Linked DNA regions of Homo sapiens: region 2 is linked to region 1. A link is an interaction called in ENCODE POLR2A ChIA-PET data of the cell type or tissue named here. Cell type or tissue: OCI-LY7. All regions are shown on one strand. Region 1 overlaps TCF4 (transcription factor 4). Region 2 overlaps TCF4 (transcription factor 4).

Region 1 (2,500 bases):
ATCCTTTCTCTCAGTATTCTTTCTGGAATACTTTCAGTATCTCTTTCTGGAGAGAAAGTTTAAGGCAAGTGGTTCATCTGTGACGAATGGAAGAAGGAAATGTGGTTCTTGATTTTGAGTTGTGTGATGAACCCAAATTTACCAGGCAATAGATAGGATATGATGATTACTAAATTTGCCATTGACTGATAGTTAACTGGCTACCTTGTTGGGTCTCTTGAGAAAAGAACTAAAACAAGAACAACAACAACAAAAGCTTAAAATTACCTGAAAATATGTCTCTTTACCTACACCTAATTTTAAGGCAGAAAATTCCAAAGTGAGCCAGCTACTCAATACAGGTGCTGAAGGTTATGTGAAAATTCGGGTTAACACTAATGATAGATTGAGAGGTAACTGTTTGCTTTACAAACCGCTTGCCAAGGAATGCCCATATTAGACTATGAAAATTAGACTCATGGCAAATTTTCAGGAACATGATTCTTGTGATAAACAAGCTATCTGGAGGGTGATGTGTGAGCTCACAGGGGAGTTTTAAGAACAGGTTTCCATTGTTGGACAGTAACCTGACAGCTAGGCATACTCAGAGGAAGGGCATAGATTAGTATCCAACAACCTGTTTTAAAACCAAGCAATGGGACCCCATACAAGGTCCAGGTTGACCCGAACCAAGGTTAGATGAACCTGACTTGTTTTTATAGTAAACGTCACAATGGTGACAAGCCAGCAGGGTCATCAGCACACTTTGCAGCTACAGACTTCCCACTGGACAAACCATTTTCAGCTTCCTCTGTTTGGTCACACCCACAAGAAGTACGAATGGTATATTTAAAAAGCTAGTCCATCTTGGTTCATTTATACCAGTGTGTAGGATTTCTGTAGACTCTGGGCTGGTTACAACCTAGAGCTGCAGAAGGGTGCAGAGCTTCATGTGTTCATTCTGTACTGTGATAAAGTTCTTTGCACGTTTGTGGAAATGCAAAAGTTCTTCTATGCACCTGGCTTCTGTTCCGGTCATTTCCTTGTATATGGGTTTTGATCCGGTGTGACGGAAGAGGGAAGCTATGCATTCTGAGATCTCAGATTTCATTGTATCCAATTATTTATAAGACCTGAGAGGTGCTTTATTAGTTAGGAAGCACTGCAGATTTTCTCTGTAGCTTTTAAAAATCATCCTGACTTCCTATGTGTTATTTTTTGCATTGGCACCCATTGCCAATGCTATGTCTCAGAAGAGCCGAGACTTGTGGCCAATAATCCTTAGAAACTGATGGGGCTGTAGAATTTATTTCTCTGTCACCCTTTTTGAAAATAAAATAAAGTTATATTTTTCATTTACATGGATGGACAAATTGGGGTCTTTAAAATAAAACCTACTTCCCCTTTTCATTCTTTTTCTGATCATTTGTAGCAAAAGCTTAGTGGTTTTCTGTAGAACTGCTTTGTTTTAAAAATCAAATTGAAGACCAACTTGATTCTGCCTGCAGAGCAAAGCTATCTGCCTTTTTAGAAAATCTGGATGGTTAAATTGGAAGCACATTCTGCACATGGTTTAGCAGTTAGTAGCCTGGAAAATGACCCAATAGCCAAGATAGTTTTTTTGTTTGTTTGTTTTTTGTTTTTTTAATCTTCATTGTAAGTGCTTGTTTAAAGTGTAAGCTTGTAATGGACTATTTTGCACATTGTTCATTGTTAATTCTTTTCAGGCTATTATAGTTCTGTAAATACATTGCCTGCTAAGTTGTGTCAGTGGAGAAACATTAGTGCTATAAGAAAATCCAGTGAAATGTGCTTAAAAGCATTACCAATTAGCGCATGGGACTGGATCACCGCGATTTCTTAGTGATCCTAGAGAAGTCAGTTTCAGTTGACTTCCCATTTATTTAAAATGGGTATGACAACGTTCTTTTTGGAGAATAGGGCAGCACACAAATGCACACTATGCTGTGGCCTGCTGAAGAGTTTCCACTGATTTGTGACTATATTACTCAATATTGCTTTGTAGCACCCTTAGTCTAATCCACATTGAAGGAGCAAAATCCTTCTGTATCTTACTTATTATACGATTATGTAATACATATGTTACTTTATATATAATATGTAGTAGTACTTATTTTACTATTTTTATTCATTATAATGAAAATAACAAATTTACTGGGTGGTATCTACCATCTAGCTCAAGCTGTTCTATTTTGTATTGTTTAAATTTGAGAAAAGCTAATATTGGTTAATAATTAAAGGTTACAAAAATTGTAGTGGGAAAGGAGTTAAATTCTGTCTCTCAGATAGTAAAGACTGCCAGAACATGGACATAATCATGGGAAATAATAGGGTGGATAGAATGTGATTTATCTGCGTATGTTAAAGAAAGAAAAATAGTGATCGTGAATGTACTGAATATAGCTTAAACTATTTATCATTATGTACAAATGGAAACTTACATAAAACCCCTGTTGATTAAGTTTTATCTGAAACAAAGGATATGATTGGAAGTGGAGAA
Region 2 (2,500 bases), 52 kb before region 1:
AATGATTCTTGCCTCAATTAAAAAGACCTCACCACTCACCTCCATGTAAAGGACAGGTCGTGAATTATTCAAATGATTCAGAAATCAACATTTAAAAAAATGAACATAAATTCCTTTTCATAATTAAAGAGCGGTGGAAAATGGCTCTTTTCTTAGGTCTAGATTATATTGCTGTTAAAGGAATTGCTGCCTAGTATACAATTTTTTGACATTGTTTTCTACAACATCAATCTTATTTGTTGTCCTTTTTTGTCACGCCTGTTAAATGTGTATTTTTCTGTGTTGATATTGAAACTAATGTACAAAGTGTGACATCTCCAAAAACTGATTTGGTTGTTCCTAAAAACATTGGTCCTTAAAAGTATATTTATTTGCAGCCCAGGAATTTTTAGCTTCACATTTTTCTTTTAATAACTAAACTGTAGAACAGAATTAGCTCTCATAAAACCTTGTACTTGCTGAACAACTCTCATAATTAAATGAATATAATGATTTTATGTGACACTTTGAACTTCTAAAGTTCTTTCACATCTATGTATGTTTAGGACAAGATTTAAAAGTTAAATTATTCTACAGTTGGAGTAGAAATAAGTGGCCAAGTATCCAACTTTTGTATCTCAAATACCTTCTTTTTTTTTTTTTTTCCCAAATACCTTCTTATATTCTCCACCGACTTTTTGGGCTGGCTAAGTGTGACAGAAATGGGAACTTTAGTTCTGGCTTTTGATTCTCTCATGTTAATGTAGGTTTTTGATAAGTCACTTGGTGCAAAACACTGAAACAACTTATCTATTGGCTTAAATGAGTCAACAGTCTGAATCAAACAGGTTGTGAATTGGTTAAAATAATAAACCAGTAACCCTGTGGTTGAGCTCTTGATGATTAAAGAACCAGACCTAAGAATGCATTTATAGTCTTTTAAAAGAGAGTAAAGACTCCCACTTCTTTGAGCTGTGTTTCTTTGTGTAGATTTCTTTTTTTTTTTTTTTAAAGAAAGGCTTCATTATCTGTTTCAGATCTTTATAGATGTTGCAATAAGGTACTCCTTTCTATTAGTATAGGATTGAAAGGATCAAAGTTAATAACTTGAACTGAGATGCTTTAAAATAACAAAATAGTTTATTATCTCTTTCCTTTTCAAGATTTATGTTCTTACAAGGGTACAATGTTCATGATTGAATGTGGTCCTACTGGTAAGGCTTCCATGTAATAGAAGAGTAATTCCCTTGTCTAGCATTCTCTGGGTTGTTTTAATGTTGCAGGTGAATGTGTTCTGCTGTGCAAATAAATGTAGTTCTCTTATTCACATTCCTGATGACTTGCATCCTTAAACCCTTTTGGTCAGGGTATTATTGTCCTTTATCCTGAAAAATGTCTGTGATTGTAGTGCCCTAATACTATAAATCAATGGGGACTGAATTCAGCGCCTGCTAAGTAGAGTGAGGCAACCCTTTAAATGCAAATGCATCAGGGCTAGTTTTAATGTAATTTTAATAAGGCTGAAACCATTTTGAAGTAGACTTAAATCATAATACTAATCTTAAAAGACTCTCTATTTAGCTGAGAAGTCCCTTTATTCTCACTGGCCATTTTTCCTCTGTGTGCATCCAAACCACCTTTCATGTGATTCCACAGTTTTTCATTTCTTTTTTTTTTTTTCTCAAATAGAATATATGTACAGTTTGTGGTTACTTTATTAGTTGGAGAAGAGCTTGTATTGACTAAAATTGCTTCACTTCTTTTTCTTCCTGGTTGTACATGCCTGACTAATCTGTGTGTGTGTGTGTGTGTGTGTGTCCATAATATTTCAATCACATTGCTGTGTTTTGGTCAGAGAAGTAAAAATCTAGCTGTCAATGCCAACTGGAGTAGTTATTTAAGAATATAATATTTAAGTAGGGGAGTATATGCAAAGTAATATAAAAATGAGGAAAACATTTACAAAATCAAATGTGACCTCAAGTCCAATATTTTTCAATCTTCTAAGTCTGTTGGTTTCACCACCTCACATTATTTCAATGTATGTGAAATATATCTTGCTGTTTATATTTGGGTTGATGGGACAGGTGCAGGATCTTTGACCTGGGGAAATAAATTGGATTAAGGACTAGCTTAACTAGTCTACAGAAACTGTAGACTACAAAAACTGAAGGCAAGAACCTACTGTCACATCTTTTGCAGAGAGACAAAGGCATTTTGGTATTTGGATATTTTACTTGGGATATGTATTTTGTGTATTTGTGTAATTTTGTATTAATTTACACAAACTTAAGTAAACAATATATTAATAAGATTCATCAAGTAATTTATAAATTAACTTTCCCACATTTTTCTGTGTTCAAGAATTATCAAGGAGATGTGTAAATATTGAAGCCTATACTATATTCCATTATTTGCTTTTAATGTATTTCATATAATTCAGAAAACAGTAATTTATCATTTACATTACTTCCCTTTTCCTATTGAGCCTTCTGAAAGAATAATGTAGACCAGCATTTTA

What was found. ChIA-PET counts read pairs that join two places held together with the same protein. Peaks named below come from ENCODE experiments on the same cell type or tissue, not always from the same donor. Only the 100,000 strongest peaks of a DNase experiment are listed, where the experiment ranks them.
Region 2: POLR2A ChIA-PET joins it to region 1 with 9 read pairs; 2 of 35 experiments call an interaction of 5 or more read pairs at or near these places.

What each region holds. Positions count from the first base shown.
Region 1 is chr18:55,441,285-55,443,784 of GRCh38, reverse strand. All of the region lies in intron 5 of TCF4 (transcription factor 4), which reads left to right. Among named protein-coding and RNA genes, the nearest start is that of TCF4-AS1, 10 kb to the left of the region's middle. In OCI-LY7, no CTCF peak of the experiment used is centred here; a DNase peak (open chromatin) is centred at 974; H3K4me3 peaks cover 2,250 bases; H3K27ac peaks cover 2,500 bases.
Region 2 is chr18:55,493,455-55,495,954 of GRCh38, reverse strand. All of the region lies in intron 3 of TCF4 (transcription factor 4), which reads left to right. Among named protein-coding and RNA genes, the nearest start is that of MIR4529, 15 kb to the right of the region's middle. In OCI-LY7, no CTCF peak of the experiment used is centred here; no DNase peak of the experiment used is centred here.